7 separate regions of the Mus musculus genome follow, and all the other regions are linked to region 7. The links are chromatin loops, found by intact Hi-C in ENCODE. Cell type or tissue: heart. All regions are shown on one strand. Region 1 holds the start of Slc5a6 (solute carrier family 5 (sodium-dependent vitamin transporter), member 6). Region 2 overlaps Zfp512 (zinc finger protein 512). Region 3 holds the start of Nrbp1 (nuclear receptor binding protein 1). Region 4 holds the start of Ppm1g (protein phosphatase 1G (formerly 2C), magnesium-dependent, gamma isoform). Region 5 holds the start of Gtf3c2 (general transcription factor IIIC, polypeptide 2, beta). Region 6 holds the start of Eif2b4 (eukaryotic translation initiation factor 2B, subunit 4 delta). Region 7 holds the start of Ift172 (intraflagellar transport 172).

What was found. A loop is a pair of places that touch in the nucleus more often than their neighbours do. Peaks named below come from ENCODE experiments on the same cell type or tissue, not always from the same donor. Only the 100,000 strongest peaks of a DNase experiment are listed, where the experiment ranks them.
Region 1: it touches region 7 in a loop (2.3-fold over the local background); 3 of 42 quality-filtered maps call a loop at or near these places.
Region 2: a loop joins it to region 7, with 2.3 times the contacts of the local background. A loop is called at or near these places in 7 of 42 quality-filtered maps.
Region 3: a loop joins it to region 7, with 5 times the contacts of the local background. A loop is called at or near these places in 10 of 42 quality-filtered maps.
Region 4: it touches region 7 in a loop (7-fold over the local background); 5 of 42 quality-filtered maps call a loop at or near these places.
Region 5: a loop joins it to region 7, with 10 times the contacts of the local background. A loop is called at or near these places in 4 of 42 quality-filtered maps.
Region 6: a loop joins it to region 7, with 2.1 times the contacts of the local background. A loop is called at or near these places in 5 of 42 quality-filtered maps.

Annotation. Positions count from the first base shown.
Region 1 is chr5:31,047,280-31,051,279 of GRCm38, forward strand. Slc5a6 (solute carrier family 5 (sodium-dependent vitamin transporter), member 6) reads right to left here and starts at 800. Exons shown (of 18, transcript NM_001360022.1): 1 at 687-800; 2 at 351-520. It overlaps Atraid (all-trans retinoic acid induced differentiation factor), which reads left to right and starts at 1,361. Exons shown (of 7, transcript NM_027855.4): 1 at 1,361-1,477; 2 at 2,183-2,301. The coding sequence starts at 1,394. In heart, CTCF peaks have their summits at 928 (motif pointing right), 2,290 and 3,314 (motif pointing right); DNase peaks (open chromatin) are centred at 952, 1,322 and 2,232; H3K4me3 peaks cover 2,516 bases; H3K27ac peaks cover 2,271 bases.
Region 2 is chr5:31,468,554-31,472,553 of GRCm38, forward strand. Zfp512 (zinc finger protein 512) reads left to right here. Exons shown (of 14, transcript NM_172993.3): 8 at 1,805-1,903; 9 at 2,444-2,611. Among named protein-coding and RNA genes, the nearest start is that of 4930548H24Rik, 15 kb to the right of the region's middle. In heart, a CTCF peak has its summit at 2,013 (motif pointing left); DNase peaks (open chromatin) are centred at 1,358 and 1,928.
Region 3 is chr5:31,239,135-31,243,134 of GRCm38, forward strand. Nrbp1 (nuclear receptor binding protein 1) reads left to right here and starts at 1,784. Exons shown (of 18, transcript NM_147201.2): 1 at 1,784-1,868. In heart, a CTCF peak has its summit at 1,719; DNase peaks (open chromatin) are centred at 1,717 and 2,277; H3K4me3 peaks cover 2,529 bases; H3K27ac peaks cover 1,780 bases.
Region 4 is chr5:31,216,829-31,220,828 of GRCm38, forward strand. Ppm1g (protein phosphatase 1G (formerly 2C), magnesium-dependent, gamma isoform) reads right to left here and starts at 3,717. Exons shown (of 10, transcript NM_008014.3): 1 at 3,475-3,717. The coding sequence starts at 3,594. In heart, CTCF peaks have their summits at 2,408 and 3,453; a DNase peak (open chromatin) is centred at 3,883; H3K4me3 peaks cover 2,454 bases; H3K27ac peaks cover 1,443 bases.
Region 5 is chr5:31,178,179-31,182,178 of GRCm38, forward strand. It overlaps Gtf3c2 (general transcription factor IIIC, polypeptide 2, beta), which reads right to left and starts at 1,966. Exons shown (of 19, transcript NM_027901.2): 1 at 1,706-1,966. In heart, a CTCF peak has its summit at 1,790; DNase peaks (open chromatin) are centred at 1,243 and 1,913; H3K4me3 peaks cover 2,421 bases; H3K27ac peaks cover 1,965 bases.
Region 6 is chr5:31,190,835-31,194,834 of GRCm38, forward strand. Eif2b4 (eukaryotic translation initiation factor 2B, subunit 4 delta) reads right to left here and starts at 2,305. Exons shown (of 13, transcript NM_010122.2): 1 at 2,159-2,305; 2 at 1,748-1,791; 3 at 1,319-1,454; 4 at 707-913; 5 at 531-613; 6 at 315-406; 7 at 3-117. The coding sequence starts at 2,189. Snx17 (sorting nexin 17) reads left to right here and starts at 2,470. Exons shown (of 15, transcript NM_153680.2): 1 at 2,470-2,631; 2 at 3,035-3,109; 3 at 3,962-4,000. The coding sequence starts at 2,569. In heart, a CTCF peak has its summit at 2,239; a DNase peak (open chromatin) is centred at 2,327; H3K4me3 peaks cover 2,931 bases; H3K27ac peaks cover 2,418 bases.
Region 7 is chr5:31,289,858-31,293,857 of GRCm38, forward strand. It overlaps Ift172 (intraflagellar transport 172), which reads right to left and starts at 1,257. Exons shown (of 48, transcript NM_026298.5): 1 at 1,117-1,257. The coding sequence starts at 1,155. It overlaps Fndc4 (fibronectin type III domain containing 4), which reads right to left. Exons shown (of 7, transcript NM_022424.6): 6 at 3,829-3,956; 7 at 2,385-3,629. The coding sequence ends at 3,594. In heart, a CTCF peak has its summit at 1,717; a DNase peak (open chromatin) is centred at 1,304; H3K4me3 peaks cover 1,869 bases; H3K27ac peaks cover 1,582 bases.

The DNA of each region.
Region 1 (4,000 bases), 240 kb before region 7:
TTTAAAAAGGTCTCACATTGCATGGGACTTATCTGCAATGAAAGGTATTGAGGTTTGTGGGTTCATTTCTTTCAGTACTGGGGACAAGACTTAACTAGGAATGCCAGAGCTAAGTCCTCACCCTCTTCCCCCTTTGAAATATAAGGGAACACCTGCAGGGCCAACTGTCACCAATATCTAGGGCTTAATATTCCTCAAGATCTGAATGGCCTTTCTCATTAAAACAAGATATCCCACCAGCTAAATGTATTGATAAATGCAAATTCAGGATTTCCAGGCAGATACCTGGAGCCTGTGGAATGGAAGCATTGGCAGGCTAATTGAGATGAGCTCTAATTGTCTCTAGTTACCTTTTGAGGAGTCGTCACCCAGAGCAATAGCTGTCCCCTTAGGTGTGATGGGTCTCTCCCAGCGCCCTTCCAGTCAGACCTGCTGCTGTTCTGCTTGCCTTGCGTCGGTGGTTCGGCCAGGGCTACCAAAGTTCCTACGTTCTTTCCGAAACCAGCATTGGTTTTTCCCCCTTGGCAAGGCAAAGAACATGAGTTAAGGAAGCGTCTTTCCCGCTTCGCGTCCTTGCCCGGGCTGCAGAACACTACGCAACATTAAGGTGAAGGGTTCCCAGGCTCGTGTTCTCTTGCCAGCGTTTGCCCTTCGCCCTCCGATCTTCACTCCTCCATCACCCTTACCCTCTCTCGGCTCAGCTTTCCCCTTCTCTCCGCACGTGGCGAACCCACGACTTTGCACTAGTATTTAAGACCTTCCCCAAAGCCCACACCGAGAGGCTCACCCCGCCCCGCCCCTTCCAGTCCCGCCTCCAGGCGACTGAACTCAGTCTCTCCGGCCCTGCCCAATCCCCGCCTCGCCCGGCCCATCCTACACCCGCCCTGCCCACCTTTGAGATCTCCACATGAGGGCAGCTGGCCCGCAGGCCAGCCCGGCCCGGCTCGGCTCGGCTCGCACCTCCTGACTTGGTGACAGCGGGACAGCAGGACCCCGCCCCCTACCCCCGCCCTCCCGGGTCCCAGCGCCGCCATGTTTACTAAGGGCGGATGGAGCTGCCCGGGCGTCCGCACCGGGCTGAGGGTCATGCAGTAGCTCAAGGCAACTAAGCGCTAACTGGACAGGCCTGCGCTCCAGGAAGAATGGAGAGATGGTGGGTCTGTCCACCGCGAGCAAGCGCAGGACAGGAGCTCAGAATTCCGCGAGCAGCCCGAACCTGCGGGCAAATTACGCCTCGGGCTCCACGGCTCGTGCCCCGGGCGGACCAGGCCACGCCCCAGAGTGACAGGATTTGGAAGCTAAGCCTCGCCTCAAGGCTGGCGCGTGACACGCTGGGGGCGGAGCCTCGCGCTCGGTTCTCGCGAGCTGTCAAGACGGTGGAAAGCAGTGGGAAATGGCGTCTCGGGAGTCAGGCGGCTCTCGGGCGGCCGCCCTGCTCCTGGTTCTGGGCGTGGAGAGGGCCCTGGCTCTACCTGAGGTACAGAAGAAAGTTTGAGATCTGGCTGAAGAAGGTTGCTGGCCGTCAGCCCGGAATCCAGCTCGCCCGCCGGTGTCTGTCCCTTTGGCCAGTCGGAAGCTCAGATTTTTGTCCCTGAAGCTTCCCCGGGCCCTGTGCCTGCGGGGATGGTGTTGTCCAGTACTCACGTAGTGCAGGCCACTAGCACCTTCGCCCTGCCCACATTCAGAGTCCTTTGAAATTTGATCTCCTTGCTTTTGAATAATTTTAAATAGTGCTTCCCAGACGAGTCCCAGGGTTCTTCTGCCAGCTCTCCTTGCACGAATGCTGTGCGTGGTGCAATGGCACGACTATCTATCTATCTATCTATCTATCTATCTATCTATCTATCTATCTATCTATCTATCTATCTATCTATCTAAATATATAGTGATGCTTGAGTACGCTGTGTACCTGCAGCCCTTTAACACTTGCCAAACCATGCCTGTCAGGTGGAGAAGTCTCTGGAGAGGACACAGTATAGTCAAGTAATAATGCACAAACACGAGGATCTTCTCTCGTACAGTGCGCTGATTTGGTGCGGGGGTTTTAAGGGAAAAAAATGGGTTCTGTTTACAAAAGGCACTTTTCCGCTTTGCATTATGGGAATTCTGGAAAGGCTACTGACTTGTTCTTTTTTTTTTTTTTCTTTCTGGAGTCTTAATCAGGTTTCTTTCTCTTCTGCAGATATGCACCCTGTGTCCGGGAGGTATGCACAATTTGTCCAGAGTGGCTGCTTACTGTGAGGATACATCGAAGCTAATGCAGGCCCGATGCTGCCTGAATCAGAAGGGCACCATCTTGGGGTGAGGGAGGAGAAGACATCCTTGAATATTCTTTTGAACTTTTTAGAGTTCCCAGACTGGAGTCTACAGACTTGCCTAGCAGGCTCTGGGGATAAATATTAGTACCTAAGTGGAGACATTTAATGCTCGATTCTAAACATTTGAATTTGATGATTTTTCGATAAGTAAATGATCTTTTGATTTTTTTTTCCCTGAATGACAAATCATAGTTTTTGCCATTTTATAGGCTTTTGTGGCTTCATTTAAAATAGTTTTATTATTAAGTCTTTGTATTATTTTTACTAAAATACATTTAAATTTTTCTTCATTTTATTTTTTTGTTTTTAATTGTGTCTGTCTGTCTGTCTGACTGTCTGGGTACAGGCACTTGAGTGCAGGTGCTGGAAAATTTCAGAGGCCTTGGATCCTCCTGGAGCTGGAATGATAGGCAGTTGTGAGATACAGTGTGGGTACTGGGAACTAGACTCAGGTCTTCTGTAGGAGCAATACTGGCTCTTAACTGCTAAGCCATCTTTCCAGCCTTTAATTTTTTTTTTTCCTTCTTCTTCTTATTGTTGTTCTGGGTACTAGGAAATGAACCTAGGACTTTATGCAAGCTACCTTTTTTGGATTTGCTTTTCCTTTTGTTTTCTTTGAGACAGAGTCTTGCTATATAGCCCTGCCTATCCTGGTACTATGTAGCACAGGTTTTGGTCTCAAACTCATATCATTGCTGTTACAGCTTCCCAAGTACTGGGATTACAGGGGTGAGCCATCACATCTGGCTCTTTTCAGTATTTTGACACATGATCTCACTAATTGCCCACACTAACCATGAACTTGTGATCCTCCTGCCTCAGCTTCCTGAGTAGCTGGGATTACAGGCTTGCAAAAACATATATATTTTATGTTATGATTTTTGTAGTTTGTAGGCACACAGTAAATGGAAAAATAATTTGTTGAAGTCCTTTTTATTTGGTTGGTTTGTCTTTTCTTTTTTAAATTTTTATTTATTTATTTATTTATTTATTGTGTATAGTGTGCCAGAAGAGGGCACCAGATCTCATTATTGATGGCTGTGAGTTACCATGTGGTTGCTGGAAATTGAACTCAGGACCTTTGGAAGAGCAACTTAAGAACTTTTAACCTCTGAGCCATCTTTCTAGCCCCCTTGGTTGGTTTTTCAACATAGAATTTTTCTGTCCTGGAGCTCCTTCTATAAACTAGGCTGGTCTCAAACTCAGAGATCTGCCTGCCTCTGCCTCTCAAGTGCCAGAATTAAAGGTGTGCACCACCACAAGGCTTGGAGGCTTGAAATCCTTAATGTACAGGCATTTACAGTTACCTGTAACATAAAATCTACTTGGGCCAGGCGTGGTGGCACACTCCTTTAATCCCAGCACTTGAACCCACCCACCCCCCCCCCCCAAAAAAAAGAAAGAAAAAAAGAAAAAGAAGAAAGAAAATCTACTTGGGAAAACTTAAGTGATTTGCCTTTTTTTCCTTTCATTTAACACCTCTGTGTGCAGTTGTAACTTCAGTACTTGGGAGGAATATCAAGGTAACCCTCAGCTACTTAGTGAATTTGAGGCTAGCTTGGGTTACATTGAAACCTTGTCTCAAAAGAAAATGATCTCTGTGGGGATGCTGATCATTCTCTCTAATCCAGCATTTGAGAAGCTGAGGCAGGAGGATTGTCACTCGGTTGAGACTGACTCAC
Region 2 (4,000 bases), 180 kb after region 7:
ATAATTCATGATCACCAGAAATGATGTAAAAATCCCTCCCTTCTGTCCTTCCTCCCTCCCTCCCTCTCTTTCTTCCTCGGGTTTTGCCCAATAGTCCAGGCTGGCTTGAAACTCACAACTGCAGACTGGCCATGAGTTTGCAGCAATCCTTCTGCCTCAGCTTTCTTACACGCAGGAGCCTATGATCACTGTGTGTATTATTTTACTGCACCCCTGGCTGGCCCTCAAACTCCCTGTGGAGCTGAGGCTGACTTTGAACTCCTAATCCTACTGTGTCTACCTCTCAAGGACTGGGGTTACAGAAGTGTAGCACTGTACCTACCTAGCTGCATGCTCAGTTAACATGTGAGAATGTCAACCTTTTGATCATCAGGGAAAGGAATATTAAAACTGTGGCAAGAAGCAGAGAGTTAAAAGGTTTCACAGTGCACAGGCTTATACAGTTCCAGCTTTTAGAAAGCTGAGGCAGGAGGATAGCTAATACAAGGCCATTTGGCAGGGCTACATAGTGATTGTCTGAAATGATGAATTTTTTTTCTTTTTTCCTCAGAAGGGTAACAATGGGGACAATAGGCTGGGGCCCCTAAAGAGCTTGTGAGCAGTTATCCACAGAAGGAAATACACTCACAAGCAACAGTTCCACTTACAGACTGGAGACCCAGAAACAGCAGGATGAGGATGTGGGAACTGTAACAATGGCATCATGTCAGCTTAGTGAAAACAGCAAAGACATCTCTAGCAGATTAGAGGATGGTGCATGCAAAAGACAGAAAATGAGTGTGATTCAGATACATTGTATGAAATTCCCAAATAATCAATAGAAATATTAGGTTGGGAGAAAAGTAATAAATCTTTAAAAAAAGAAAGCAAAAGAAAGAAGTATCCTAGGCCTGGTTTGTCTGTGTCTACCATGCCACCTCCATCTTGGTATCCTTGTGTCAAGTGAGAGACTAGAAATGTCCAGAAGGCTTCGAGGGCTGAGGGGAGCTCTGTGGAACCTGGGGAAGATGGAGTATCTGGCAGAAGGCTGGCATATAGGAGACCTAAGGCCCAGCTGTAGCTATGACATCTGGGAAGTCCTCCTGGGTAGGAATTCTTGGGGGTGGGTAGAGAGAGCACCCCACCACTGGAGTCTTCTCTGCTGAGAAAAGCATCTCGGAGACTGTAGGCTGGACGGTGAGGACCTCCCATCCAGCCCCAGTGGCTGCATTCAGAGCACTTGTTGCTGGTGCTGTAGCATAGGACGTACAGACTGTCGCACACCCACACCTGGTGCTCCTTCACGCTGCTTGGAAGCCCAGATCAAACAAGCTGTAGCCAGGGCAGCAGGCCATCCGGAAATACTTTCCCAGTTCATGCTGCTGATCCTTGCTGTGGATCTTGGCATGAAGATGCAGGGAGAGGAGCTAGCAAATCACTAGCTTTTCCATCTCAGCTGGGGTTCTGTGTTTGGGTAGCTCTTACTTAGTACAGATAGTTCAGTGAAGCTGGCTCTGGCTCTGTCACGTCATAGGAAACTATGTAAGACTGTTCACTGCTGGAATAGCACAGGATGGAATTTTTGAGCTGGGTTTTCATAGGTACTTGTGTGTTTAAGTTCTCCTCTACTGGGGGTGGGGGTGGGGGGGTAAGAGGTCAGAACTCAGGTATCCATTGCATTTACTTCATGCCATCCAGAAAATGGAGCCAGAACTCAGACTCAACAGCGTCAGTATGGCTCATAGTTAATTTCTTGATTGCTCTGGAGGGGGCTGTTTTGTTTTCTGTTCCTTGGATCACGTTTACTTGCTTCTTTTGACTCCAGCCAATTTTGAAGGCAGGAGATGAAGTAGATGAGCCAAGTGAGAGGGAGAGGCTGCGAACAGTTTTAAAGAGAATGGGAAAGCTCCGGTGCATGCGTGAGGTAAGAGCCGAGGCGGCAGACTGTCCTGGAGTCTCAGGTCTGTCTTCCTGTTGTTCTTTCCCCTTGCTCACCCCTTTCAGGTTTCTTGCTCCTCTGCCCCCTGGTGGCATAGGGTGGAACCTACTTTTCCAGATGTCTTGCAGTTCTTTATTTTTTTCTCCTCTCCACAAGTATATTCCCCATCGTCCTCTTTGCTCGAAGGGGCTTCTTTACCATCCTTTAGTGTGAGGAAGATGATTGTCAGGAGCTCATTCTGTGAGGAGATCAATGTTGCTGGCTAGATAATATCAGGGTGGGATTGGGTCACAGTTCAAGTTCTGACCTGGAGTAGGTGTGTGGTACACTTGCTCAGTGATCACTGAGCTGATTGCCATCTGGCTCATAGGCACACTTGCCAAGGGGAAGGGGCTTGTGGGAAATGTTGGTGAGCGTCTTGTCTCGCTGTCTTTTTGTGGTTTGTGGTGCTTGGTGATTTCTGACAAATTTAGGGATCATGTGAAACATATACCGTTCTAACATAGGCTTCTTTCCTATGTTCAGAGTTGCTCCAGTACCTTCACCAGCATTATGGGATATCTGTACCATGTTAGAAAGTGTGGCAAAGAGGCTTCAGAGCTCGAGAAGTTGGCCCTGAAATGTCACCACTGTGGGAAACCGTACAGGTCAAAGGCTGGGCTTGCATACCACATGAGGTCAGAGCATGGGCCTGTGAGTATTGCTTCTTCTGTAGCTATTGAGGATGTGTGCTGTGCCTGTCACTCCTACCTGTGTCTTCTGTGTATCCCCAACACAGCTCACAAGGAAGTGTTTAATTGGGCTCATGGGTTCAGCAGGTTGAGTTCATCATGGCAGGGCATCTGAGAGCTCACGTCTTGATCTACAAGTAGAAGGTAGGGGTAGAGGGGAGTGCTAACTGGGAATGGTAAGAGTCTTTTGAAACCTCAAAGCCTGTTCTCCAGTGGCACACCTCCTCTAACAAGCCACACCTCCTAATCCTTGCCAAACAGTTCCATCAACTGGGCACCAAGTATTCAAACATCAGAGCTCATGAGGGCCATTCTAATTCAAACCACCACAGCATGTATGTGTGTTTTTCTGTGTATAAACACACATGTATTTTCAGGTGCACATACGAAAGTCTGAAGCTGACCTTGGGTGTCTTCTTGATCACTCCACTCATGTATAGAGGAAGGGTCTCACCAGTTCTTGATAGTCTAGCTAGCCAGCTTGCCTTTGTGTCTGCCTCCTACGTGCTGGGGTTACTGGTGGCCTGCTATGCCTACCCAGCTTTTATGTGGGTGCTAGAGATACAAACTCCAGTCCTTCTGTTTATGTGATAGCTTCTTTATCCGTTGACCATCTGCACAATCCCTAATTAGTCCTTTATTTTGTGTGAATAAGAATTTTCCCTGTGTGTGTGTGTGCATCACATTGAGTGCCTAATGCTCACAGAAATCAGAAGAAGGTGTCATGTCCCATTGTACTGGAGTTACAGAGCTGTGAGCCACCATGAGGGTGTTGGGAATCAAATCTAGGTTCTCTGCAAAAGCAACAAATGCTTTTAATTCGGAGCTATCTCCAACCCCCATTATATTTATTTAAAACTAAAACATTCTCTCTTATTTAGAATTTTTTTGTGGGAATCTGTCTCTATTCTTCATTTTCTTGTGTGTGTCTTAACTGTTTTTATATTATATTTCCAAGCTTGTGTATTCATGTGTTCCTGAACATGTAAACATTTGTGTATGAATGTACAGGTGTGTGTGTATGTGTGTGTATGTATGTATATACATGCATTTGAAGGACAGAGGACAACTTCAGGTGTCATTCCTCAGTAGCTCCCCACCCTTTTCATTGAGACAGGGTCTTTTTGGCCTCAGGCTTGCCTTTCTGCTAGGCTCTCTAGCCAGCCAGAAAGCCTCCGAGATCTACTGTCTCAGCCACTCTGGTGATGTGATTACAAAGATGCCCCATCACACCTGTCTTTTTAATGTGGGTTTGGGGGAATCAAGCTTAGCAGCCTGCCGGCTTACCCTCATATGTGGTGGTGTGTGTGTTTGTGTGTGTGCAAACATGTATGTTAAGGGTAGCATACAT
Region 3 (4,000 bases), 51 kb before region 7:
ACCTGGCTGTCTTAGAACTCAACTCTATTGACCAGGCTGGCCTTGAACTCAGAGATCCTCTTGCCTCTGCCTCCTGAGTCCTGAGGTTAAAGGCTTGGGCCACAGTCAAGCTAATTTCTGAGTTTTTATAATAAGCATTCATTATTTTTTGTTTGCTTTTGGTTTTCCAAGTCAGGATTTCTCTTTGTAGCCCTGGCTGTCCTAGAACTTGTTCTGTAGACCGGGCTGGCTATAAGTGCACAGATATCCACCAGCCTCTGCCTCCGGAGTGTTGGGGTTAAAGGCATGCACAACCATCATCTGGCTAGTATTTATTACTTTTGTAATCAGGAAACATAAGTGAGGTGGTAAAAATGTAGGCAGCAGTTGGTCATTTTAGGTATACATGAGAAAATAACTGAAAATGAGGTTGCCAAAAGATCCTCTGTGCACATTTGAAATAGTACTGACAGAAAATAATAGGAACTAAAGTAGCATGAACAGATATGTCATGAATGCTTGCCATGGCTCAGGAGTTACAATGGCTTTGGCAGAAAGGCTAATCTGGAGAGGATGAGCACCCTTCTGAGACTAGAACAAACTTTGAAATGGTGTGCTATACATTTTAGGTAAGTGCATCTTTTAATCCAACATCAGAATTCTATTTTGTCTTGACACAGTGTTGTTGCTCTATTGCTTATGCTGACCTTGAACTCACGGCATTAGCCTACTGAGTGATAGGATTACAGGTATGCATTACTATGCTGGGTGAAAAAAAAAGTTTGTTTTTGAGACTATGTAGCCCTGGTTGGCCTTGAATTCACAGAGATCTCTCTGGCATGCTTGTTGAAATTTCAGTTTTTAAAGCAAGCATTTTAAAGTGAAGAGATGAGAAAAAAATGAGTCTCTATAGGATTTCTGTGTGAACCCGTGAACTAGGATTAACTAGTCCCTTTAAGGAGAGTAAAATTGGTGATTGTGACATTCTCAGATTCAGATGATTCATCCTTCTTCCTTGATAATACATGTATAATGGTATTATACATCTCTTAAATTCTGCCTTTAACTTTCTAAGATCAATGGCTTACCCAGAATCTATTGTAATTCTTTACACTCACAGACAATGTAAACTCTTTCCAAATAATACCTTTTCAAAGACAGTTTTGATGGATCTTCTTACTTCGGATTCTATTTTGGACTCATGTCAACTTAAATTTGAGTAACTTTTTTTTTTTGTTTTGTTTTGTTTCTTTTTCGAATTTGCCAACTATCATTGGATAACTTCAATGAGTTCTCCCTTATGTGGGTCGAATCAGGTTATGTCTGGGTAAATAATGTTATGCAAATCAGCAACTATTAGTTTTCATGTTAAGCGATTAAAAAAAAGCTTTCTGAAAATTTGATGACCAGTGCACTGTCTCTTTCCCAAATGGGGAATGTGGGTGGGTTCGTTCCTCAGATTGAAAGGCTGCGTCTTCCGTTCCTTTTGTCTTCTTAGAGGATTAGGACTGTCATGGCGCTTTCAAGAAGAGAGAGAAGGCCTTCCTTTCGTCCGGCAGAATTACTTGGGGGCACCTCGACTGGGAGGAGGATGGACAGAGAGACAAGAAGACAACGCTGGCAGGCAGTCTGCCGGAACCCCGCAAGGGGAGGAGACCCGGCAGTAGACTGCCTTGAGAGCCTCGGTCTGTGGGAACCGCCCCCCGCTGCCCTGTCCAATGGAAACCTGGCGGCGGTGCGGCACCGCCCACTGTTGGTCCGGACGCCGCGAGGGCGGGGCCCGCAGTTCGGTTGCGCTGCGGAGCGCAGCTGTGAGGGAGTCGCTGGGATCCGAGGCCCCGGAACCCGAGCTGGAGCTGAAGCGCAGGCTGCGGGCGCGGAGTCGGGAGGTGAGCTCCGGAGAAAGAGGCCCTGGAGGGAGGGGCTCGCGGAAGGGCGGCAGGATGACCCCGAGCCGCGGGCCGGCAGGACGCGGCCGGCGGGTGCTGTCGGGCGGCCCTGCTTTCTCGGGAGTCAGGCCCGACCTAGCCCGGCCCGTCGCAGCTGAGGGGCCACCTTGGCCCCAGGGCGCCGCCCGCCCTCCTGGTGTCTCCGGCGTGGCCGCGGCGGCCCGGAATTCTGCGGGCGCGGGTCGGGGGGCCCCGGCGTTCTCTTGGAACTCTGGCCGCGAGAGGCGGGGCAGGCGGCGCGGGCGGGGGCGGGGCGGGGGCCCGGGCCCGAGGGCCTGCGGAAGGAAGCGCGGCGTCCGGGCCGGGCCTGCTCGCGGGGCGGCGCGCCGAGCGCGGGGGCGTGGTCTGCGGCCTGACGGCGGGGCAGGGCTGGCCTTTGATGAGGTGGCTGTGGTGCTCGGTCTCCTGGCCGGCCACTGTCTGTCCGCCGCCGCTTCCTTCCAGATACTGGCCGGGCGACCTGTTGGAGTGTTGACAAGCTGAGGGCCTCCTCCCTCCGAGCTTGCATTCTCTCCGACTGAGCAGTTCTGTTGACCTCAGAGGCTTTCTGGGTTTCCTCAGAGCGGCCTGTGGCTGCGAGCTATGCGGGGTGATGTGCAGAGGGCTTTCAACTAATAATGGAAGCCGGGAGAACAACTTTGCGAGATGACAGACAATGCCCTGTAGTGAATGTACTATGCGTCCTCAGGGTAGCTAGAGGCTTCGAGGAGATACCCTCACCGATGCAAATGAGCTTTTCCACAGTGATCCCTGTTAAAACTGCCAGCAGCTCTGAGGCAGAACCCCCAGTGTTGCACACGTTTCTGCATCTCTTGCGGGAGTGCTTGGAGATCTTTAGGCACTGCTCTTATTTTACCTTCTGGGACATGATTGGGAGGGCAATGTGCTTTCTGGATGTTTGTCTCTGATGACAGTTCATCTTTTCTCTAAGTGCCCCGTGGAGGGGCTGCCTGTTTCCTTGGTCCTGTAGTTTTAGATTCCATGGGCTTTGACGTTCCAGAGTATATTCTGTATCTCGCTAGACTTTCACTTATCCGTTCAGATTGGATGCACATTCTGCGAATGTAGCTGAAACAGACTTTATTATTTTCTTAGCTCTTTGATAGGGGACGGAGGAAAAAGTGATCCTTAACTCATCTTTTTTAGTGGTTTATTAAGACATGCACGCAACTAATAGCTGTCTTGGCAGACTGAGGAGGCTTTCAAGGACTTTCCTTAGAAATTAAAGTGGGGAAGTATCCTACCAGATTTCCCCTCCCCCGCCCCCGTCCCGTAGTGTTCTTTGCGTTTACTAGAGCGTTAATACAAGTCCCTCGATTCAGATAAAACTGTATAGGCTGGGGAGAGATGCGTAGAAAGGGTCGCAAGAGAGTTGTATGGCCATTCTGGTGTTGATTGCAGGTCTTAGGTATTCTGAACTGACTCTGGAGTGCAAGTTTACTTTCCAGGGTATCGCTTTCTTACTAGACTGCTCTTCCTTGAGTTAATCACACACAGGTTTCAGTTTTTTTTTTACAGTCTGTGTTCATTTGATTGTCCCTTTTTTTTTTTTTTTTTTTTTTTGGTATGGGTTAATTAGAAACTTAGGTTTTTCTTAAAGCAACTCTGCGCCTATAGAAATGTTATTTTTAGTACTTTACCTATAAAAACTATAGCTTGAATTATTTGTTTCTGAAGGAGGTAACTGGTATCAGATCTAGTGCCTCAGAGATTGGAAAAGTCAGAGCCTTTGAGCAATGTAAATGAAAGGAAAGCTGGAAACAAGGTCTTTGATTTTTTTTTTTTTAATTTGTGCTTAGGTAAGTGTAGGCATTTCATTTATTTTAATTCACTGATCTATCTCAAGCACCCTCCCAGTGTGTGACGTACAATAACCTACAAATGTTACTAAACATTTCAGTGAGTAAATGAAAAGAAATGTTGTTAAACAATACCCACTTGCCACACTTACAGATGGAAGTCACGCCTGTCGGTCACTTGGCCCAAAGGCAGCTTCTACCTATGTATAGGAAAGATGAATAATGTCACTATTGGTCTAGTAGGATAAGTCACCCTTGGGAGTTTCGGCTAGT
Region 4 (4,000 bases), 73 kb before region 7:
AGAGGCAGGTAGAATTCTGAGTTCAAGGCCAGCCTGGTCTACAAAGTGAGTTCCAGGACAGCCAGGGCTATACAGAGAAACCCTGTCTCGAAAAACAAAAAGACAAAAAAAAAACAAAAAACAAAAAAACCCACAAACCTTTAATCCCAGCACTCGGGAGGCAGAGGCAGGAGGATTTCTGAGTTCGAGGCCAGCCTGGTCTACAAAGTGAGTTCCAGGACAGCCAGGACTATACAGAGAAACCCTGTCTCAAAAAACCAAAAAAAGAGAGAGAGAGAGAGAGAGAGAGAGATGGCTCAGTGGTTAAGAGCAATGACTGCTCTTCCAGAGGTCCTGAGTTCAATTCCCAGCAACCACATGGTGGCTCACAACCATCTGTAATGGGACTAATGCCCTCTTCTGGTGTGTCTGAAGACTGCTACAGTGTATTCATATACATTAAATAAATAGTATTTCTTTAAAAAGTTAAAAAAATAAAGAGGAGTATTTATTGAATTTTTGTAACATCCCAACTCTCCACAAAACTGTTTTCTTTCAGAGGAGCCTCAACAATCCTTTTCCTTTCAACAGTACATTGCGTTCAAACTGGACTTCTCACCAGCCACCAAAACCTCACAATTTTTGTTTGTTTCTCAGCACCTCCTCCTCCTTTTAACTCCATAGGATAGCTCAACAAGCTGGAGAATCCCTCCAAATCACAAAGAAGGGGGTGTATCACTACAGCATTTTGACACCCTCTCCACTTCCTCCCCCAAATTCTAGTTCTACAGCAAGAGGGTTGGAGAGACTGAGACAGAAGGTATGAAATGCCAGCTTTTGGTGACTACCACCCACCCTTGGTTCAAGAGAGAGACTAAAACAGGCTTAAAGCTGTGTCAGACTTTTACTAACTTCTGTAAGGTAAACCAATACAACTTATCTGAACCCAGTCTTTAGAATCAAGCCAACAATGTGAATGGGCTTCATTAATTGGTGGAATTAAGTCTATTCCTTAGGAAAAGAGGAACCAAGACATAGCATAACTCTTTCCCCACCTTTTTGGCCTATTGAACTATATACACTCTTAGATCAAGATCTTATTTTCTGAAAGATTCTTCTAAGAGACTAAAAACTTTAGTGTCTTTCTTAAAATAGCAAAGATACTATGTAATACTTTGAGGGAGGACACAAACCTAGAAAGAAAGTATCTATGCAGCAGAAAGGGATCTTAACTAGCACTTCAAGATTAGGCATATTTACTCAAACAAAAGTAAATCCAGGAATAGCACAGCAGGAGCTGTAATGCTCAAACATTGCCTTTAGAGTGAAGATTATGGTCTCAAGAACAGTTGAGCAAAATTCTTCATACCAAACAGCCCTAAACTCAAAATGAAGTAGATTTTTAATCTCCAATGGAGGAACCAAAACACAGTGGGAAATGCTTAGCAGAGAAGTAAAATCACAGAATTCCTAGATCTAAAAACACTCAGCTCAATTCATAAAAAAACTAGAAAGAGTGCCCCCAAAAGTGGAAAAACCATTTCATTCCACGGAAATTAAAAAACAAGAAACTTGAAAAGTCTATGAGATGAGAATAAAAGAACCCCATAGCCTAACCCAAACACCAGCCAGACTAACTTTATGGCTTTTCTTCCACCACCACCCTCCCCAACCCCCACTGCACTTGAAAGAACTAGTTATCAGCAGAGGCCAGAAGAGGGCACCGGATTCAACCACGGGTTTTTTTTTTTTTTCTTCCGAGACAGGGTTTCTCTGTAGCCTTGGCTGTCCTGGAACTCACTCTGTAGACCAGGCTGGCCTCGAACTTGGCTGTCCTGGAACTCACTCTGTAGACCAGGCTGGCCTCGAACTCAGAAATCCGCCTGCCTCTGCCTCCCAAGTGCTGGGATTAAAGGTGTGCACCACCACGCCCGGCTTTTTTTTTTTTTTTTTTTTTTTTTGAACCACAGGTTGTTGGAACCTCCTTGACATGGGTGGGCACTGAGAATCACACTCTGGTCCCCTGTAAGAACAGCAAGTTGCACTTAGCCACCCCCAAGGCTTTCCTTCTGAAGCTATACTATACCCAGGTATCTCTAACTTTACCCAGTCATTACTACAGCATGCCACTGAGAAATATGAAAGCTGTGCTTCATCTTGACACCTATATAAGAACAGCTCCTATTGTCTTGAACACCTTAATACAATTCTTTGTATCAAGGTACAAGTACCCTAATCTTTCTAGGCCTCAATTTCCAAGCCATTAAATGTGGGCACTGAGCCAAATGAATAGGACCCTCTCCTTGCTGAAATTATTTATCTAGATTCTGCTGGATCTAGATAATGCTAGAGCCATAATCAAAAGCTGGTGAAAATAGCTTTTGAGTCTGAGAACAAACCATTTAGGTTCACACTGTCATTCCAGAGCTAACCACAGGGAGGAGCGAGGGAATTTGAGAGAAAAAAAAAAAAAAAAAAAAAAAAAAAACACCAAGGGAAACTATTTGGCTGTTACCTGTAGCCCACCTACTAACTGGATAAACCCTCGATTCCAGACATAATTAGAACTTTTCACTAGTCCCTTAGACTTCACACAAAATTGCTCAAAGACACCTATTCCCTGTTCATTGTAGTTTCACATCCATTTGCTCAACACTGTCAATCCAAATGATTGCTTTCCCTTTCATCCAAAGTGGACTTTTCTTTTCTTTTTAAAAGTTATTCGTAGATGGTGACAAAAAAGGATTGATGACAAGACTGAAAATCGAGTATACTAAATTATATGCAGAGGAAAATGACAACTCAGTAAGTTTTAAAGAAATCGAGTAAGAAAAAAAATTACAAGCATATTTCAAAAAATAAAAAATAAAAGCAAGCCTAGTGACAGACACGATTCCTTTCCTAAAGATCATAAAAGATTTCGAAAAGAATACGAACGAGTGACAATTCTCGAAGGTCAAGCGGGGCTTCTGAAATTAACATGAGGTGTCTAAGGCTAAAAGCAACTGAGGGTTAAGAATGGAAAGCACATTATTACCCGGGCTCCTTTTCGCCATCAAGTTTGTAGCCCCAAGAGGCCTGCCACATTACATATTTCAAGAATAAAAACGAACCAGTCATTCACATCTATTCGACCAATAAGCGAACAAATAACGAGTCTTCCCTCTTCCCTCTGACAACCCCATGCCGCTGGAAAAGCTGGAGGGCTGGGCTGGCACCAGAGGATGGCGCGAAGGTACGGAGAGACGGCGGCCAGTAGGCGGAAGGTGCCTCTTCTCACATGGCAGGGCTCCCGCAGCCACTAGCCATCAGGCCGCGGTCCCCAAGCTCTAGCCGCTCCCTCTCCGCCCGGATCCCGCGCTCGCCGCCGCCTCCCGCACCGTGGCTGCAGGCTCTCGTCAGGGACCCCTGCTTGAGGAGAACCCCATCCCCCTCGCTCCCTTTCTCTGTCAGGTTCCTGCCATGCAGTGGCCAGCCGCTGGGGCCCTGTCTCACCTCCATGGAGACGCGCCAGCCTTGCATGGCGGAGAAGCCGTAGGGCAGCGGGAGCCGCGGGGCGCCAACCCCGTCCCCGGAGCACTTCACCGTGTTGGGCTGAGAGAGGTAGGCACCCATGGCGGCGGATGGCTGGCTACCTGAGGAACAGGTAAGCGGGACGCGACCCTTGCCGGCGCCGGAGCCGGGGCCCCTGGGGGCGCGCGTGGCAAGGAGCGGGCCCGGCTGCGCAGTCGACGCAAGGTGCCGGCGAAAGGCGCGAGGCCGGCTAGGAGGCGGTAACGGGACAGGAGCGGGGAGAGGGCGGAAGCGGAAACCGCGCTGCTCCAGGCCCCGCCCTACTGGCGCGGTGAGCCGCTGCGGGCGGTCATTTCCTTAGCAACTCGCCCCGCCCTCGGGGACAACGGCCCGCCCAACCGCCGCTCCCGCGAGACTGGTTGCCACGCCCACCAACGGCTGGGGCTGGAGGGAGCCATGGCGATGTGCGGCCATCTCCACGCTGACCGTGCTTTAGCACGGGGCTCTG
Region 5 (4,000 bases), 110 kb before region 7:
CAATCAGGGATAAAAACCTGTCTCCAAGAAAGTGGTCTTGTAAAACAAGTAACAACAAACCAATATTCAGACTTTAGTAAACTAAGACAAAATCAATCTGTCTTTGAACGTTTGGAAGGTGGTGGTAGCGCATGCCTTTAATCCCAGAACTTGAGAGGCAGAGGCAGGCAGATTTCTGAGTTCGAGGCCAGCCTGGTCTACAGAATGAGTTCCAGGACAGCCAGGGCTACACAAGAAACCCTGTCTTGAAAAACCAAAAGAGAAAGTTTGTAAGATAAAGATAAGAAAGTAAGTTAAGTAAGTTTGTAAGATCTTGCCTTCCTGGTTTACTACACTATTCGAACTCGATGCATGAATCAGTATATAACTTTTTTCAGTGAGTGACTCAACATACAAAAAAAAAATCCTTTTAAAAATTCACTTCTGAGGGAGGGTGTGGGGGACTTTTGGGATAGCATTGGAAATGTAATTGAGGAAAATACGTAATAAAAAAAATACAAAAAAAAAAAAGAAAAAATTCACTTCTAGTAAAAGGCAGTGGCAGTGAATGGTAGAATTCCTATTTAGGATCTGACAATACAAATTTTAAACAGTAAAGGAAGAAATGTTCAGTAAATTCTAACTAGGATTTTTATATCCCATACTGTCTGATTTCCTTGCTGCTTCAGGTTGCTAACCTGACTACTTTGGCAAAAGAAAAACAATTAGATAATACTTCATCTTAAACACGGACTCACTTCACATACACTGTTTAATACACTGGTTCCCAAAGTATTCCTATCATGCAACTGGTGATTTATCAGATAATTTTACTGGTCCAAAAACAAACATATTATTTGTACAAAAACCTGCAACTCACGTTTTCAGTTGATACTGCTAGAAACTAAAGAGTGTAAATCTGAATAGAACAACTTAAAACTATTAGGAAAAATGGCACTGCAGTTGATAGCGGTAAGCGGTAAAAGGTAACGTAAGCAAAGGTTAATTTGAATTTATGTAACAATCAATGTACCTCCAAGGGCAAAAAGACCTGGTTATGTCCTAAACCTGCCCAGAAAAGTGAATTACCTCCTGTGGGGGTGAAGTCGCCATCTCTGTCTTGTCCAAAAGACGGCAAACTTGCCGCGGGATAAAAGGACCAGTATAAGGAAACATAACTGGCCCTTGGCTGCGCCAATGGGGTTGCAGCGCGCGGGGCACAACCCCCGGGGTTAGAGCCACTTGGAGGAAAAGGCTGAGACACAGTAAGAGGGAATGAGCACAAGAGGACTGACTGCAATCAGACAGAGACACCACCACCTGCCATTCCCCAATCCTGGCCGTGGGGGCAGCTTTCGAGCCCCAGGCGAGCCCTGATTTCCCTAAGCCTTAAGATAACTGCAGGTTCACCCAAGTCCGAAGGCCCAACGTAACGAGTTCAACGTAAGCAGTGCAGAAACCTGAGTCCAGTTTACCGCGCTACATACACCGAATTGGGGAAGAAGGTAAGACCGGCTGGCAGAGATGGGGGATGCTCAGTGGCCCCAGTGGGGACGGAGGAGAGAGCTCGACGGTTCTCGGGAGAAGCGCAAAGGCTAGGAGGCGCGCTGTCTTGCGCGGGAGTAAGACGGGAATCGGGAATCGGTTCCCATTGCCTTAGCGCTACGGCAAAAGAATGGGAGGAGTAATTTTGGGTCCCCCGCACACCCCGTTGCGGTACACTCACCCGCGCCAAAGTCCTTCCGGAAGTCCAAGTTCGAAGATGGCGCCGCCTGTCGGGTCGCGGTTTTATGACGAAATCTTGATCGGCTCTTCCTTGCCCCGCCCCCGAGACAAGGTAAACGCAAGCTTGGTCTGGAACGCGTTTCCTGCCGAGCTTTCTTTTAAACTCTGTGTTCCATAATGCAGCGCGGCGCGGCACTGAGCCCTCCGACGCCCGCGAGCTGGAGCGTGGCTTCCGCGGCCCTAGGACACTGCAGGGCCTTCTGGGAATTTCAGCGACCGGAAGGGGAGGTCGGCGCCTGCGCGGCACCGCAGCTCCACCAGCAGCCTTGTGGAAAAGCATTGAAGAGGAAAGTGTCGCGCTTCTGCTGTCGCCGAGCGTTCCGACCTGCCTTTCCACCCAGGTTGCTGGCTTTGTGGAGAAAAGAGCCTGACCACACCTGATTCTTAACTACAGTCCCGAGCTTCGACGGACTAGGAGACAATCCCTCGCCCCCAGAGATCTCCTGATTTTCTGCTGCCAGTGAATGAGCCAAGACAGGAAGAAAATAAAGAGGAGGGCTTGGAAAGAGGCCAAGGGAAGAAAAGAGCGGGGGGAGCCTAGCCTGGGTGGGTAGGCTGCGCTTTTAAAGAGAGCATCAACCCAGGCCTCACGCCACTCCCTCACTGGGAAGTGGCCTCCGAGCAACAAGGTTTTCAGCCTTTTAAAACCATGTAGCTTTCACAGATCTGCCTTTACCCAGGAGGAGGGCGAATTAAAATGAACCGGAAGAGGTGAAATATGGCAGCTTTCCCCTTTCTAAATAGTCTTGTTCAATTATTCCCTTGGTTAAATCTTTACAAAGAGTAATGGTGCACGCTTATAATCCCAGCACTCCGGAGATGGAGTCAGGAGGATTAGCAGTTCAACGTGATCCATGACTACTTGGAAATTGGAAATCAGCCTGTACTATATTAGACCATGTCTCAGAAAAATGAGAAAGGGAGAAAACAATGGGGCACGTCAACTCCCAGACTAGGTACTCAAGGCTGAAGCAGGAAGATCTCTTGAGCTCAGGAATTCAGGTTCTACCAGGGTAATCCTGTATCCTACCAATTAAAAAAGGAAAAAGGGATTTAGCCAAAATCTGAAAGGAAAGAAAGAGAACACCCAGTTCTCCGACATCCTCTTATGCTCAAATGACAGCATTTTGAATGGCTGTCTTCCTCTTTTAGATAATAGCTCCTAAACATTTTATAGGGAGTAACAGATTTAGTGCTTTGATGAACAACATCTCTTAAAATCCTGCCTCTGGTTAAGTTCTCTTTGGTTTTATCACACAAAAAAATTTTTTTAAAATAACTTTGATTTTGGAAAAAGATTCTCAAAGTTTAAGATACAACAAGTGAAAGCTCTTTTCTTTCTTTTTTAAGATTTATTATTATATCTAAGTACACTGTAGCTGACTTCAGACTCACCAGAATCATTACGGATGGTTGTGAGCCACCACGTGGTTGCTGGGAATTGATCTCAGGACCTTCAGAAGAGCAGTCAGTGCTCTTAAATGCTGAGCCATCTCTCCAGCCTGAAGGCTCTTTTTTAAGCTTAACTAACCCTGCACGCAGTTGATCTGTTTCTCATTGTTGGTCCAGCGTATGTATTTATACTGAAATTCCCTTTTATGGAATACCATAGTTGGTCTGGAGCGCATCACGGCTCCGCATCAGCCTAAGTGCTCTCATTACAAGCACAAACCTCCATGTCTATCAATTCTTGTGTGCGTGTGAGAGAGAAACTATGCTCACATTCATGTGGGTGCTTTTCGAGGCCAGAAGAGGATGTTAGGTCACTTGGTGCTGGAAGCCATCTAACATGGGTCCTGGGAAACTGGTCCTCTAAAAGAGAAGCACACACCCTTAACCACTGAGATCTCTCTTCCACCCCTGTCTGACTGGGGTTTTTTTTGTTGTTGTTTTTGTTTTCTTTTTCTTTCTTTCTTTTTTTTTTTTTTTTTTTGAGACAGAATTTCTCTGTATAGTTCTGTCTGTCCTGGAACTCAATTTGTAGACCAAGCTGGCCTTGAACTCAGAAATCTGCCTGCCTCACCCTCTCAAGTGCTAGAACTAAAGGCGTGCTCCACCACTGCCCAGAACTGTTGCAGGATTTGATCATACTGTGACCTCAGATTGTTATTTACTGGAAAAACCTGTTTTTATTTGTCGTGCGGCTCAGCCTTAGCACACACATTTTTGGTTTTTCCAGACAGGGTTTCTCTGTTTAGCTCTGGCTGTCCTGGAACTCACTTTGTAGACCAGGCTG
Region 6 (4,000 bases), 99 kb before region 7:
ACCTGCTGCAGGGCGTGAAGCAGTGCGATGCACCGGGCATTGGAGCCACTGATGAGGCCCTGGGAGTACTGCAGACCGAGTCTCACCATGGCTGGGTGGATCACAGAGGATGGGATGCTGATGGGATGGCGGTGTCACATACTTTTTAAGGGAACTTGAGTACCTCTTGGCCCCTGCCCCTCATGAGAAGGGGCTTCCCCATTTCCTGTAGTTTTGCCTTGAGTTTGCACCCCACCCACCCACACATCCCATCTCACAGTTCCAGTCACTTTTAACACTGAGTTCCTCAATCTCCTCCGACTTAAAGGTCCTACCTCATGTACTGGGTCAAGGAGCTTTGTCTGCTGTACTGAGGCAGGTGGGAGAAGAGACTGACTTTGGATCCGTAATCCTTTCGTGTAGGAACCTCCATGAAACAAAGAGACATCATCAAACGGGACTGGGTGGGCTATTTGATCCCAATACTCCGTGCTTTTCCAGATCTTTTCTTTGCCCAGGGCAATTCTCCAGGTACCAAACCCACTTCCTACCTGTTGTCGATCTGGCTTTCTAAGGAGCCTCCTCAGAAGTGTGGGGTCATCAGCTGGGGTGTGCTCGGGGACACGCTTCACTCCTAAAAGTTAGGGAGATGCTTTCAAGACTCTATACATCTCGAAACGGGAGCGTTTGGGTAAGTGGAGTGTGAGAATGAAGAGGAGAGAGATACCTGAGGTGGTTTCTCCAGCAGTGCTGGGGCAGGCCTGAGGAGGGACGCCTCCTTGTTCCCCTTTTCTTGCCTGTTTCAGGGCCCGCTCTGCCTCCTGCTTGGCTCTCCTTTCGGCGCGAAGTTCTGCCTTACTCCGGCCAGCTGGAAGTTTCTCCCCAGCAGTACCTCCCAGCTGACTACCAGGTCCTGGGAGTTCTCTGATTGGGTCTATGAAATACAGAGGGAAGAGGTGCCTGGGCTCTAGGACGGTGATCTCTTTGCCCCAACCAAAGTTTCCCTTTTATCTATTTTTTTTCCCTTTCTTGACTGAGGCTGGAATTCATCAGAGATCCACCTGTCTTTGCTTTGGCCTTAGTTTCCCTTTTACCTTATCTAAGTTTTTTTTTTTTTCCTTTTTTGACTGAGGCTGGAATTCATCAGAGATCCACCTGCCTTTGCTTTGGCCTTAGTGCTGGGGTTAAAGGTGTGCTGTAAGCCACCACCAGCCAGCACCATCAGGCTCTGCCTTCCAAGTAACCGCTTTTGTACTTGCTCAAACCAACTTTGTTCTATCTCCCTTTGCAAATCCCTCATCCAGCATCCTACCCCCGGCCGTTTAAAGCGTCCCCGCACCTTGCCGTTGAGCTGCAGACACAGCAGAGCCAATTTCTTGGTCTGCCCCCTTTTCCTCCTTCCGTTTCTTCTTCTGCTGTTTCTTTTCTTTTCGAAGCTGAAGCTTCTCTTCTTGGGTCAACTCCCGCCCTGCTGCCTGAGACACAGACACGGGAACTGCTCTACCCCAGGCCATTCCAAAGGTTTATCAAGATGCTTACTAGATTCCCCCAAGGTTAAGTTCCTAACACTCTCTGACTTCTGTTACAAGTCTACGTAAGTAAGGAGAGAAACTTCTTCAGTCATAGTCACACACCGTTAAGCTCTGTAAAATCTCCCAGTTCTACTAAGAGATGAACTGAAAAGGATGGGAGATGGGGCCAAATGAAGGTGACACAGCTTTCTGTGTAGCTCTTGACAGGCGACTTAGGAGGTCTCTCCCTCACTTACCCCGGGCCGAGGAGAAAGTTCAGTCTTCATCTCGGATCTCGATTCTGCATCAGAAAACAGGGCACAGAGTGAGCCAGACAGGCTCCGGGAGGACTTGGGGAGACTCGTCGGCGCAGCTGGCTGCTGGGTTGGCATGACCACAGCTCGGCTGCCGGGCGCGAGGCGCTCTGGGATCCGCGTGGGGACGCACTGCGCGGCAGGATCAAAGGACAGGCGTGGGAGGAAAAGGGTCAGTCACCCTTCTGGGAACAGCCGGCAAGCAGCACCCTGCTGCGCCCTAGATCTTGTAAACCAGAGTCCCGCGACGTGCAGAAACCCGGCGGCAAGGCCCAAAGGCGCTCCGGACCCCGCATCAGCGATCCAGTGTTCATCTGCTCTTCTACCACTTGGTGCATCTAGCCCTTCACTCACCTTCGCGAACAGCCACCGCCACCGCAGCCATGACTGTGGGTCCTAGGCTCCTCCCGCCGAGGTCACTCACACTACAGCGCCACCTGGGCTGCTGGCTCCCCTGATGCCTCCCGCGGAGTCAGTCCCCAGCGGACTACAACTTCCGGCGTGCACTGGGTCCCGCCCAGGACTACGGGTCGCGGTGAGGACCAAAGGATGTTGGGTTCCCAATTAGGAGCGTCTCCGGCGCTCGACTACAGCTCCCAGCATGCCGAGGTTGCTGCTCGCAGAGCCGTCATCCTACAGCCTTCCCACCTCGGAGTTCAGGCCCACCAAAATGGCGAGCTGGGCTGCGGAGACGCGCTGAGTGGCAGAGGCAAGCGAGCAGAGGCGCTGCGAACCTGGTAGTACGGAGCTCTGCCTTAGGGAACATGCACTTTTCCATTCCTGAAACGGAGTCCCGCAGTGGGGACAGCGGCGGCTCCGCCTACGTGGTGAGGAGGTGCTAGAAGCTGGGCCAGGGCGGGGATAACGGGCCGGAGCTCTCGGAGCGGCCTCCAGCCTTCGAACCTCACTGGAAGCCATCTCATGTCTCAGTTTCGTACTTAAGCCACCCCAAGCTCCAATAGGTTCTTCTTTCCCCGGCCAGGCCGCGACTGCTCTGGCGGTGGGCACTATTGTCATCTCCGGGAGGGATACTGCCGCACAAGCGCCCGAGTGTCCTCGGGACTGGGCCTTCTGCTTGAAACCCGGCCCTGGGGGAAAAACAGGCTAAATCCCGGGAAGTCTCGGAGCGTTGCGCAGACGGATATGTCAGGCAACTTCCGGACAGGTTTCTGGGGCAAGAGGTGGTTTGCACGTCGATCCTGAGATGTTTGCCTGCTTTTGTGTCCTCAGGCCTATAACATTCACGTGAATGGAGTCCTGCACTGTCGGGTGCGCTACAGCCAGCTTCTGGGGCTGCACGAGCAGGTGGGACTAACAACCCTGTCTAGATGCAGCTTCAAGCCCTTCCATACCCACGGACATTAATCCCCTTTCATTACATCACCCTATAATCACTGCTACAGTGGAAGGTGGACTTTGTTAGCGTGACATTTCCGGAAACTCTCTGAGCGGCTTGTCTCTCACAGTTCCTGTACTTCCCTATACTCACACATCCTTCCTTCTCTGAGCTGTCTCCTTTTTCATCCTTTGCCCCTGCATGGAAAAACTGAACCCTGTTAGTCAAAGCACATTCCTTCTGGCACCTAAACTATAACTTGGGAATTCATTCCCCGGATTAATACAAACCATTCGCTGCTTTCCTTGTGTGTTCTTGGTCCCATCAGTGTATAAGATGTCCAAATGTTTCCCCCCTCACCAGATAGTGAGCTCTGTATAGATAGTGAATCTCTAGAGAGCCCTGTTTCTACTAGATGTCAGTCCTGAGCAAGTTAATTTCTTCCCGCCTCAGTTTCTCCAGATAAAAAGTAGATTCTTGGATCAGCAAAGTCCCTTCAACACACTTGAGTATGCTATGACTTTATTATCTGTGCACATAAGTGTTCCCTATAAATGTTCTCTACTGAGCAGTCTTGCTATGTAAATCAAAGGGCTCCTGGACCCAGGACCCCATGAAAAATCACCCTATAATGTCTTCACATGAACACATACAAGAATTTATACCTAAGATCTTTGGGGGTCCTGACTCTGCCAAAGTCATCTTTTGTCACACGTCTTTTAAAGAGTTGTTAGAAGAACCCAGGAGGACTTGGGTGAGTCTTAGTTGTCACCACTCAGTTCCTGTGTTATGTGAAGAATTGTATCTCTTTCTCGCCATAGCTTCGGAAGGAGTATGGGGCCAACGTGGTTCCTGCATTC
Region 7 (4,000 bases):
CTCTCTTGTCAATCATCCTTCTTATGGCTTTCCAGTTTTCTTATGCTCTTTAAAACTTTTTCCTTACATTTTGAGTGGGGTGGGACAACTTGCACAAGCTGGCTCTTTCCTTCCACTGTGTGGGTCACAGGGCTCAAACTCAGGAGGTCAGGCTTAGTGGCAAGTACCTTAGCCAGTGAGCCAGCTCACAGGCCTTTCCTCTTCCTCTTCCTCTCCCCTCCCCCCTCTCTCTCTCCTACCCTCCCCTTCCCTTCCCTCCTCTCTCCCTTTTCCCCTTCCCCCTCCCCTTTTCTCCCCTCCCCTTTCCTTCCCTTCTCTCCCTTCCCCTACCCCCTCTCCTAAGAGTCTCAAGTAGCCCAGGCTGGCCTTGAACTCTCCACGTAGCTAAGAATGGCCTTGCATTCCTGATCCTCCTACCTCCACAATTGCTGAGATTACTAGCCTGGGCTACCAAGGCTTATAAGATTCTGTTCTGTGTAGAACTTTATTTAACATTCTCCTAAGTCGCTTACAGTTGCTCTCCCTGCGCCTTTTCTTTACCAGATGAAGAAGCTAGTGATAGAATGATTGCGTATGGTGATGGTTAAAGCCAGAAATACCATTTGGTCAAGTCAGTGTTGGAGCTAAGCTAAGACAGAGACTCTGTCCTCTTCACGCCCAAACCAAACATAATCTTCGTTTATGTCTCTGGGCTCCTCCTCCAGCGCCCACCCAGCCTCTTCTGCTTCTGAGGAGACACACTTTCACAATCCAAAAGAGGGTTCAGCTTCTGCTCTACCTTTTTTTAGGGTTTATATCTAAAGTGCTCATTTCATCCTGTGTAGACTTATGAAGGTTGACTATATATGCGCCTCTCCTTCCAAAAAGAGCCTTGACGCGTAATGCGGGTGATCCCGGAGAGCCTAAGCTTGGGGCCTGGCACTCAACTGATGTAATGTCATGCAAAGAAAGCTTAGAGTCGTTAGTGATGCATGTCGCCTGCTGAAAGAGCTTTCACGGTCTTCTGAACAAAGTAGACGCTCAAAAAGTATGAACTTATGTTCCCTTACTTTTTTTTTTTTTTTTTTTTTTGAACGCCTGGTGGCCTGGGAATGGAAGAGGCATGCGATTCCTCACCTGAGGGCTCAGCAGGGTCCTCAGGTGCTTCAACTGCATGACGTACACCGGTCTCGGATGCTCACTGACCGAGACAACTCCCGTGGTTACCTGGACAACCCGCCAAGCATCGGCGGCGCTAACCGCTGACGCACAGGCAACGTGAGTGCGACATACGTCATAAGGTCACGTAGTGGGTTCGCGACGGAGCGAACAGGACGTGCGCAAGCGCAGTGAGTCCTAAGGCGGGCCCATAAGAGGGGTTGTGGAATTCTCTCCGCGACCAATCCTGTGGCTGCATGCAAACCTAACGCAAACCTCCGCCCACAAGTCTTCGGTCCTCTCCGGATTCTACGTCACCATATCCTTACGTTTTCTTATTGTCCTACCCGGCCAGATGTGCTTTAGTTGCTTAAACTCTGGAGGAGAGCAAGGCAGGTGCTACGAGAGGCAAAAGACAATTCGCGGAGCTGAAATCTTCACGTCATCCCAAAACTTAGGTGACTTGCGGGAGGCCACTCAATACTGACAGATAACAGTGAAAGCTCAAGGATATACTTGGCACTGTGTTTGAATTCAGCAGCGGTACAGACCCATTTTACCCAACAGGAGGCAGATTAAAGGAGTTACTCGCCAAAGTTAAAACAGCTTGTAAAGGGTGGAACCGGCATTTAACCCACAGCTAATAACCTTTTAATTCCCGTAAGAAGGCTCAACTCTCCTCAACTCATTGTCTCCATGCCCAACTTCTCTACTCTGAAACACAGTCTCAGGAAATTATCCAGGATATGGTGGATATATTGGAAGCACTGGCTAGGGAAAGAAAAGGCACCCTGTTTGGTCATTGAGTTCAAGGCAGATTCCTGAAACCCAGATGTCTCTATGGGACAGTGCAGGAGGCAGACCAGAGCTTGGTTCCCCTCCTAGTTTAGAGCTGCATGACACCTGTGGTTGTGATTAGTTAAGCAAAAAAAGATACCATCTTCTTTGGGATCCTTTCAATAATTTTTGTTCTTGTTTCTCCCAAAAGATCAAGAGACAGAATGAAATGCAGAAACGTTAGTCATAGGCCTTCTCTAAATGACCCAAGGTGGGCAAGCCCTATCCCCCCCTAAAAGCATAGCATATGCCCCCCAGGCAAATGCTGGGCCCAAAGCCTTGAGCGCACTGCAGTTGCCAATGGTAACGAGTATTTCTCTTCCTGCCACCACATCCCTCTAGAAAATTAAGAATCAGAAGGGGACAGATTCCCTTTTTTCACAGGTAACAAATAGGTCCCAGAACTCAAATTATACTTTTTTTGATAGGGGCATCCAAACCCCTCAGCTTTATTTCTAGAATCCTCTGGATATGTTAGAGTATAAATATAAACTCATTTATGGATTACAATTATTATTAACTTTGAATGAACAAAGACATAGATGAAAAAGAAAACAAAGACGAGGCACTGGTGTGCCCGGGGTGAGAACACATGGCACCAAGGGCACATTAGTGGTGGCTGCTCTCCTGTCAGCTCCTAAGACAGCTCAGCCCTTCTGACCATTTCCCCAAAGTGAGTGCTGGAGTCAAAAGTGCAGGGAAGGGATTGGTTATATAGCGCAACAGTAGAATATTTGCTTAGTATGCACAAGGTCCTGAACAAAGATAAAAAAAAAATCTACTGGCCCTTTTATATGACATGGCCTGGTTTCTGTTGGTATGAAAACTGTGACTTCTCATTTTCTCTCTTCTCATTCAGCAAAGACAAAGAAGGGAGGCCTTTGGCTTTCATCCCCTCCCCTTTTGTCTTTCCCCGCCCATCTTAGATGAATACATTGTTACACTGACGCAAACATCTTATCAAGACTCTGTCCTTTCAGGTTGGTGGAGGCCTGAGAAGAACTGACAAGGTGTAGAGATGTCTTCAGCATACCATACAGGAACCAGTCAGTTCCAGTTTGTCCAGAACCTTTATTGGAAAAATGTCCCAGGGGTGAGATCACCAGCAGCTGGAGGGGCTGCCAGGTGAGGGAGGAGCCCCAGAGGCTCCGTGGAAGACACTGGAATAGTGCAATGCAGCGTCTGCCTCTAGGCCCAGAAGGTTCTTCTGACTCACTGAAGGAGGGCAACCCGGGCAGAAACACCCCTCTCTGAGGCCCAGAGGCAAGCTGTAGGGGCAGCTAGTGAGTGCCAATAGTCCTGATGCAGGTGACATGGGGCCCCTAGCGAGGACCTAGTGGGATAGGGTTGAATAAGTGATTCTCCCCTGGACCTGGGGGATGGGAGATATTCCATTTGATATCCACTCCCAAGTCCAGGGATACAGAATCTACCAGACCTACATTCTGGCCCTGCTTACAGTGGAAAGAGGATGGGTACCAGCCTGGGATTCTGGGAGCATACTGCCTTGTGGGAGTCTCAAGCGGGTCACCATCTTAGGCTTTCCTGCCCCCGCCCCCTTACTCATACAGTGCATCCTCACAGTGCATCCTCTCTTCTGGTTCTGGTTCTTCATCCGATCAAACATCAATGGTGTTGATTGATGGAGACTTTTTCTGTAAGAGAAAAATTACCCATCCTGAATTCCAGAAAGGTAAATATGCCACCCTTGCCTTCTGGACTCCTCCATCCCAGACATTCCATGCACACAGTGTACACACACACAGACACACCGACACACCGCCTATTCTGTCTTTCAGTGATGATCCCTCTGCACCCAAATCCCCCTTATCACACTCACTGGTCCCACATCACCTGTCTTGTTGTCCCCACTGGCCTTCCCTGAGGACTCTGTTCAGGCCCCTTCCCCTTCTCCTTGGGGTTGTTGTTGGAGTCGTTGTCCTTGATGATGTCATACTGACGGCAGAATAGCCCGATTACAGCTGGAAACACAATACCATCTGAGCCTTGATCTTGATTCAGGGTT